Linked DNA regions of Homo sapiens: region 2 is linked to region 1. A link is a loop called in an ENCODE intact Hi-C map of the cell type or tissue named here. Cell type or tissue: lower leg skin. All regions are shown on one strand. Links, peaks and the distances in the headings refer to the core of each region. The heading gives the core; the rest is flanking DNA. Region 1 overlaps LINC02210-CRHR1 (LINC02210-CRHR1 readthrough). Region 2 holds the start of LOC107985028 (a long non-coding RNA gene).

Region 1 (4,384 bases), core at 74-4,073:
AGAATCCCGTCGCCTAAAGATCAGAGCTGGAAGGGACCGTGGAGACTCTCCTTCCCATCTTGAGGTTCCCAGACTTGCCTGGTTATAAGAATCGTCCAGAGGCAGATCTCCTGAGGTCAGGAGTTCAAGACCAGCCTGTCCAACATGGTGAAACCCCATCTCTACTAAAAATACAAAATTAGCCGGGTGTGGCGGGATTACACCTGTAATCCCAGCTACACGGGAGGCTGAGGCAGGAGAATCGCTTGAAACCAGGAGGCGGAGGTTGCAGTGAGCCGAGATTGTGCCATTGCACTCCAGCCTGGGCAAAAAGAGCGAAATTCCATTAAAAAAAAAAGTGGGGCCAAGTGCGGTGGCTCACGCCTGTAATCCCAGCACTTTGGGAGGACGAGGCAGGCAGATCACGAGGTCAGGAGATCGAGACCATCCTGGCCAACATGGTGAAACCTCATCTCTGCTAAAAATACAAAAATTAGCCGAGCATGGTGGCGCATCCCTGTAATCGCAGCTACTCAGGAGGCTGAGGCAGGAGAATCACTTGAACCAGGGAGGCGGAGGTTGCAGTGAGCCCAGATCGCGCCACAGCACTCCAGCCTGGCGACAGAGCAAGACTCTGTCTCAAAAAAAAAAAAAAAAATGGAATCTCCCAGAGCACTTGTCCAAATACAGGTCCCAGGGCCACACCCAACACCTAAGAAATCACACTGTCCAAGGAGGACCTGGGAATCTGTGTCTTTCATGAGTGCCCCAGGGGAGCCTTCTGATGGGGCAAAAGTGAGAAACTCTAATCTAGTGCGACCCGTTCACACTACAGATGGGGAGACTGGGGCCCAGAAAAGGGGAATGATTCACACAAGGTCACGTGGCTCTGGGACATTCCCTTTTTTTTTTTTTTTTTTTTTTTGAGACAGAGTCTTCCTCTGTCGCCAGGCTGGAGTGCTGTGGCGCGATGTCGGCTCATTGCAACCTCCACCTCCCTGGTTCAAGTGATTCTCCTGCCTCAGCCTCCTGAGTAGCTGCGATTACAGGAATGCACCACCATGCTGGGCTAATTTTTGTATTTTTGGCAGTTAAGTCAGAGCCCGGAACCCAGGGCTTTGGAGCCCAGGCTCCGGAGCACAGGCTCTGCAGCCCAGGCTCTGCTTTGCCCACTGCCAGGTATCTGGCGTGAAACAAAGTTAACGGAGAAAGAATCACTTTCCTTCACCTGTAGCTCCCACCCCGGCCTGGCAAGCTTTGGTTAGCCCCACCCCTGGCTTCCTGGCCTCAAGTCACTGAGCTAATGCGGGGCTCTGCTGTCTCCTTCCGGAAGCTGCAGCTAGGTCAATGCCTAGCTTAAAAGACTCACGAGTTCTTCCACGGTGCTGCTCTGGCAGGGCGAGGGGCTGCCTGGCATCTCAGATCCCACAGGCCAGACCTTTGGGTGGCACTCAAGGCTGGGGTGGGTTGGTCAGGCTCCCTGATGATCTGATCTGAGCAGGGAAAGCCCTCAGCTTGCTAAGCCCCCACACAGAGAGCCCACCTGGGAAGTCCTGGGATTGGGAGGAGGGCTCCTCCTGGACTGGGGGAAGGAGGTGGGGTTCCAGGTTAGGAGACTTAGTTGGGCCAGAGGAGATGGCCTTGGCCTTGGCTGGTGGGGTGGGAGTGGGCAAGACCGTTCAGGGATGTGAGGAGCCCGTAGCCTGGCACACAGTAGAGGAGGTGGGAGGAAAGGAAACAGGGCTGGTGCTCAGAGGAGCGGGTCAGTGCTGTCAGTGACTCAGGACCACACGCCATTGCAGAGAGGGATGGTGTCCAGGAGGCACAGCTAAGCCATGAGGTCAGGCTGCAGGCCGCACTGTCTGTCCCAGCTTCACGCCCTGCACTCAACCCTCCTGAGGGTCAGCGCGGGGTCTTCGTGGTTCACCTGTCTCTCCTGCTCTATTGCAAGCCCCTTCTTTTCAGTTGGCTGATGGGGACACTCGGCAGCCCCCATTTTCCCCAGCACCCTTCAAAGGCCTAAGGGCAGTAGGTTAGCCACCCTCAGCCTGCCCTGCAACACCCAACCCTGCCAGGACAGGGGTCTCTACCTCTGTCCACCAGCAGGGTTAGGACAAGGAAGAGGATCGGGAGCCCGGTCTCATCAGCCCCCTCTTTGCATTGCAGTGGGAATAGCACGGACCTTAGGGTTTGGGTTTCAACGGGAACCTGCTGCATGACCTTGAGGAGGCAACTTAACCTCACCAAGTTCCCAAAAATGGTGGCCAGGAATTCAGATCTCTGCCTTCTGGGGATGGAAGGGTGGTGTTGGCCTGTCTTGGCCTATGGGAGACGTTCCATTCACCTGCCGCCCCCTGTCTCTCATCTCCCCTGTGAGGTCAGGGGAGGTTGTAGTGTACACCTGGGGGAGTGACCCGCCCCACCCCCCAGCCCATCCGTGCCTGGCTCTGCCATCTCTTTCCTCTGCAGCCCCTGCTGGCCTGGTGCCTAGCACTCTGGGTAATCGATTAGTTTAATTAGTGAAAATGCCATTCCCTTCTGCCAGCCCCCAGCCTCGCCAGACCCCTCCCAGAACTGCAGAGGAAAGTATCCAATTAATTGAGTGGTAGGTTTCTCAGCTCTGGGCCTGGGCTAAGCCCTAATTAAGCTCCAGCGCCCTGGGGTATCGCAGATAATGGATTCGCAGAAGTCTGCCTGTGAAATGGGACTTGCAAGGGCACCTCAAGGCCAGGCACCCCAGGAGATCTGCCCGCAGCCAGCACCACCAGGGGACAGGCCCCCAACTGTTGCATGCATGGCTGGCCGGGGGATGGCACTGAGCCCCCAGCACCACCCCTACACCTGCTGCCTGTATCAGCACCCTCTCCTCCCCCCACCACCTCCCGCTACTACTGTTCACTCCCTTCCCCACCGTCCAGCCTTCCCCCACCCACCCAACACTTGCACACACTCTATCCCCTTTCCCCACGTTCTGCTGCGCACAGGAGCCTGGGCCTCAGGCACAGCCTGGGAGAGCACACCGTGGTGGGACATGAAACGGATTCTGGGGGTCTGGTTTGTGGACCAAGGTTCACTGCTCACCGTGTGGGGAGAGGTGAGTGGTGGTTGGACCAGGGCTTCTGAACTGCAGAGGTGCTTTTTCCTAAAACCAAGCTCCGATTCCATGGGCCTGGCGTAGGGCATACATTCCACTTTCCTCAAGATCTCTGCGTGCTCCTCTGCGTGCTGTTGCTGGGCCAGGGGCCACCCTTTGAGGATCGAGGGGCTGGAGTGAGTGCCCACTGCAGGGTAAGAGGAGTAGCTCTGGAAGCCTCGGTGGAGAGGACGTGCCAGAATGGAGTGGGCACCAGTGGGGAGCTTGGAAGGGAGGTCTCATTGCCACCAACCCAGAGAGGCATCAGGACGGATCTGGCACTGCAGCGCCTGGGACGAGGTGGTGTCCTGCAGAGAGTCCAGTCAGAGTCAGCCGGGCACAAATTGCTTATTCAATTCAGATCACTGAGGGTACAGCGGAGTGGCCTCTGCCAAGTACCACGCTGTGCCACCCTCCTTAGGGCGGGGTGCCTGCTGGTCTTAGGTCTCCAGACTGGATGGAGATGGAGTGCTGGTCAGGGCCCGAGGGGTAGCTGTGCCCATTTGTCCTTCGGACATCCCAGCTGCTTTGCTGTTATCGTGGCCATCGGTCGGGGTGTCACTGGCTGTCCCTGGGGGTGCTGCTGACTCTCCTCTCCAGGTATCACTGGCCACCTCTCAGGGTGTTCCTGGGTGCCTCTTAAGGCCTTGCTGTCTCTCTAAATAATGCTGGCCAGAACTCTGGTTGTTATTGGAAATGTCACAGTGTCACTGGCTTCTGTCTGGGTGTCGCAGGATGTATTTGTCTCAGGGTATCAGCAGCCATCCCTCAGGCTGTCTCTCCAGCTGTCTTCTCAGGTTGCATGATGCTGATGTGGCCGATGAGAGACAGGGCTTGAACCCGGCCCAGGCCCGACTGCTCAGGGAGGCACACTGAGACTTTGTCCCCCGGGAATGGTTTGGCCTGATTCTCCCTCAGGCTCTTGGAGGAAAGCCCTCTTGGGCGCTATTGTCCCAGCAGGAGGTCCCCCGAGGCTCCTGGGCCCAAAGTGGCGTGAGACCACCCCAGAGAGTGCCTCTGCTTTCAATTCCTGCTTGTCCCCCAAGAAATGTCGCAGGGGGCCGGACACGGTGGCTCACGCCTGTAATCCCAGCACTTTGGGAGGCCGAGACAGGTGGATTGCCTGAGCTCAGGAGTTCGAGACCAGCCTGGGCAACATGGCAAAACCCCATCTCTACCAAAAAATACAAAATATTAGCTGGGCATGGTGGTGCATGCCTGTGATCCCAGCTACTCGGGAGGCTGAGGCAGGAGAATCACTTGAACCCAGGA
Region 2 (4,384 bases), core at 170-4,169, 90 kb before region 1:
TAGTCTGGAACTCCTGACCTCAAGTAATCCATCTGCCTCGGCCTCCCAAAGTGCTGGGATTACAGGCGTGAGCCGCCATACACAGCCTTACAGAGGCAGTTTTGGTCATCAAGCAAGAAGGGGGTTAGTTTTGGGAAGGGATTGTTATCATCTCTGTTTTAAAGTTAACAAAGGCAGTTAGCTTGTGAAGTTGGAGTCAGTTAGCTTAGATTTCTCTCACTGATGCACTTTTTGTAAAGGTGGTTTCACCCTGTGCCCATGGACCTTCCTTCCAGGGGTCACCATTTATGCCTCTCACCTGCTATGTCTCTCAGGTTAAAAGTTCACATTCCTAGGAGAAAAGAATCTGACTGGCAAGCTTCAGTCAGATGCTCTTTGGTCCAGTGAGCTAAGCCCCGGGGTTTTAGCTGGGACCCATGGTTGAGGATGGCCAGTTCCTGGAGAATGGGAGAGGGCACTGTGTGTGAGGCAGACAATGGGGAGTCATGTTTGTGAATGGAGTCTTCTGCCAGTGACTCATATCTCCTCTCAGAAGGTCCTCCTCTTCCTTTTTCCAGACAGCAGGGTTTTCTGTCACTTGATTCAACCCTTACTGAGGCTGTAATTGATGTCTCACAGGTACCGGCCTCTGTGGAGGATTCTGAGATGAAGACAGTCCTCACACCCCTGTGAAGACGAGTGAGTTCACCAAGCACAGCCACGCAAGGTTGAGGGGCCTGGAGCCCTGGGAGAGCCTGGCTGTGGGGGGGTCTGTCGCTGCCAGCTCTGCCTCTTGGTCTCTCCACCCAGACGGGAGATGATCAGGACTGACCAAACTGAGCCACCCAACACAGTCTCTTGTGGACAGGGAAGGCTTCAGCTTTGCCAAGAATTCCAGAGCTGGATTTTATTGACTCATCATACTTGAGATTATGTCAGTGGAGTCCTTTCTGGAGAGGGAGGCCTGCCCTTTGACCTAGCTGTAGAATTGCCCCAGCATTCCCTTAGCTCAATCCCTCCCCTGACCCCCACGCCCTTGGGACTCTCTGTGGCTGTCTCTAGGCCAAAATATCCTCCCACTGTTCAGGAGGGGCCTGGCCAGAGACTCTGTTGTTATTTTCACACCTGTTCTTATAACAATCCCTGCGGAAGAAAAGAAAAATGTCACCTAGATAAAGACAAAAAGCATAAAAAAGAAAAAAGAAAAAAAAAGAGTGACATTTGGAAAAGTTTAGACAGGAATGGCCTGGCCGGGGCTGAAATTGGGAGGAGGGAGAAGGTCAGAGGCTGGGGGATTAGGGACATCTGAGTGCTGACTTGGAAACAGGGGACTCTGGGTTTCTCTTTCATAAGGACCAAAGGCTGCTCATATATGCTAAGCACCTTTCATTCATTGTCTCACCAACAACCATAGGAGGCAGTTACTATTATTAACTCAGATAGAAATAGGGAAACTGAGGTTCAGGGAGGTTAAGTAATTTCCCAGGGTCTCATATTCAGCCTGGACACCGTCTCATATCTGGCTCTAAATAGTAGCCTCTAAGGCTCATTGGATTGGCACTTGCCTCCCAGGACCCCTGTGGTTATGAGATTCAGAGTCCTGAGATGTCTGAGCTGGTCAAAAGCTTTGGGTAATCTTTAAATAAGCAGCTGTGCCTTGCTAAGAGAATGGGAGGCTCCTGGAGAATAGGGTGGCCAACTAGAAAGAAACTAGCTTGGAAGTAAGAAATGACTGGGTCCCATACCAAGCCTGCCTCTTATTACCATGTTACCTCGAACAACTGACTTTACTTGTGTGAGCCTCAGTTTTCTCCTCTGAAAAATGGACTAATAACATTTACACTGGAGTGTGCTATCCAGTGCAGCTCAGGTGCTCCATAAGTGAAAAGATGGTTCCTACCTTATTGCTTCCTTGGGATCTTCCTCCCCAGCACGTAGGCTTTCAGAGCCTCAGTACCATCTCTGATGACTTTTTTGCCAGGGCTCATCAGATGGGGTAGAACTTTCTGATCAGGAACCCACAGCGCACACACACACACAAGCCTCCCCTCATCCTGCGTACAGAGCCAGCTTTGCTCGGGCTTCTGGGAAAGGGGAGTATGGGGATTACTTATTGACTCCAGTATCCAAACCACTGGCTGGACAAGAATGCAGCCAGCCTCAGGAATGACTTAAACCAGGGACTCTGGGGCCACCAGGCATCCCTCCTACTGCCTGGTTCTCTAGGTGTCAGCTCCCTGCTTAGTTAGATAGCTTCTCCCGTGCTGCTGGTCCAAGGCCTAATACTCTCAGTTTCATCACAGTAGACAAAACTCCAATTCCAGTTACAACCAACCAACCAACCAATAGGAGAAGACTCCAATTGGCTAGGCTTGAATTACCCATCACCTTCTCAACCAATTATTGAAACTCAGAGGTAGAAAGGTACTATGATTGGTCAGGGCTGGATCAGGTGATCACACCCAGGCCAATAATTGTTCCAAAATGGCCACTTTACATTTAGATCGCCTAACTAGAATGGGAATGCACAGTGCTTTGCAGAAAACAGTGGTGAAAGTTCATGACTGGCCCGGGCAACTGATATGGTTAGGCTTTGTGTCCCCACCCAAATCTCATCTTGAATTATAATCTCCATAATCCCCACATGTCGAGGGAGAGACCAGGTGGAGATAATTGAATCATGGGGGCAATTCCCCCATGCTGTTCTCGTGATAGTGAGTGAGCTCTCACAAGATCTGATGGTTTTATAAGGGCCTCTTCCCACTTCGCTTGGCACTTCTCCTTCCTGCTGCCTTGTGAAGAAGGTGCCTTGCTTCTCCTTCACCTTCCACCATGATTGTAAGTTTGCCAAGGCTTCCCCAGCTGTGCAGAACCGTGAGTCAATTAAACCTCTTTCCTTTATAAATTACCCAGTCTTGGGCAGTTCTTTATAGCAGTATGAAAACAGACTAATACAGCAACATAGTGAGATGTCATCTCTAACAAATTTAATTAATTTTTAAAGTGGTGAAACGTCCTAGGCAAATGAATAAATATCTTTTACCTTTCAAATCTCAATTCTCTTTCTTTCTAATCATTCCCATCCAATCCTGGAGCACTACACTACTGATATCTTCATTCTGCCATTTCCTGTCCCCTACCCTGGTGTTTAAATCTCTCCACTCTACCTATTGGGCACAGCTGGCCTGATGAATCAACCCAGCCTGCAGGCCTGATGGATTTTCAGAGTTCAAGGAAGTTCTTCCTTTTCCAGCCATCTTAAATGTCTTCCTACCTCTGCCTGCTGTATCAGCAATTTCACTATTGGTGGTTCATTTTTTAGCTTACTATGACTTGTTCCCATTAAAATGCACATCCCTTTGTGAGTATGCACTCACTGTCTGAACAATTATTTATGATTAGTATTAGTGCTTTATCAGCTTTTTTACATTTTGGTGGGGGAAAGGAGGAGAGACTACAGAGGGCTTACTCGTGTTGGAGGGAGGAAGAGAGGCTGTAGAACCTGGAAGCCAATTCTCCTGATTCAATGAGTCTGTTTCAGGTAAGTCCAGGTGATTGTCGGGAAGCCATGGCCATTCTTATTTTATCTTGGAGAAGCAGCAGCGTTTTATCTTTTTTCTGTCTTCAAAGTTTAAATTTTCTTACCTAAAATTTTAAATTTTGAGGTAATTGGGGAATCCTCTACTCAGTTTCCCATGATAGCAACTTGCAAAACTATAATATTACAACCAAGATATTGATGTTAACACAGTCAGGATACAGAACGTTTCTATCACCATGAGGATCTTCATGTTGCCCTTTTATAGCCATATCTACTTCCCTCCCATCCCTATCTTCTCCTTAACTGATGGCAACCACTGATCTGTTATCCATTTCCATAATGTTGTCATTTCCAGAATGTTATATAAATGGAATCATATGTAACTTTGGGGGATTGGCTTTTCTCACTCAGCATAATTCTCTGGAGATTCATCCAGGTTGTTTTGTGTATCAGTAGTTCTTTCTGACTGTATTAATCCATTCTCACACTGCTATAAAGCTACTACCCGAGACTGGGTAATTTATAAACAAATGAGGTTTAATTGACTCACAGTTCCACATGGCTGGGGAGGCCTCAGGAAACTTACAATCTTGGCAGAAGGGGGAGCAGGCACATATTACACGGCAGCAGGTGAGAGACAGTGAGCAAGTGCAGGGAAAACTGTCTTATAAAACCATTAGATCTCGTGAGAACTCACTATCATGAGAGAAGCATAGGGGAAACTGTCCCTGTGATCCAATCACCTCCTACCAGTTCTCTTCCTCAATACCTCGGGATTACAATTTAAGATGAAATTTGGATGGGGACACAAAGCCTAACAGTGTCACTGAGTATTAGATCATGGTAGGATATACCCCAGTTTAT

What was found. Hi-C counts contacts between places; a loop is a spot of excess contacts. Peaks named below come from ENCODE experiments on the same cell type or tissue, not always from the same donor. Only the 100,000 strongest peaks of a DNase experiment are listed, where the experiment ranks them.
Region 2: a loop joins it to region 1, with 2.4 times the contacts of the local background. A loop is called at or near these places in 23 of 110 quality-filtered maps.

Annotation. Positions count from the first base shown.
Region 1 is chr17:45,822,523-45,826,906 of GRCh38, forward strand. All of the region lies in intron 6 of LINC02210-CRHR1 (LINC02210-CRHR1 readthrough), which reads left to right. The region is part of intron 4 of CRHR1 (corticotropin releasing hormone receptor 1); the gene reads left to right. Among named protein-coding and RNA genes, the nearest start is that of SPPL2C, 20 kb to the right of the region's middle. RefSeq lists an enhancer at 1,027-1,528. In lower leg skin, for the core only: no CTCF peak of the experiment used is centred there; no DNase peak of the experiment used is centred there.
Region 2 is chr17:45,732,405-45,736,788 of GRCh38, forward strand. The region is part of intron 3 of LINC02210-CRHR1 (LINC02210-CRHR1 readthrough); the gene reads left to right. LOC107985028 (a long non-coding RNA gene) reads right to left here and starts at 2,275. Exons shown (of 2, transcript XR_001752915.2): 1 at 1,880-2,275. In lower leg skin, for the core only: no CTCF peak of the experiment used is centred there; no DNase peak of the experiment used is centred there.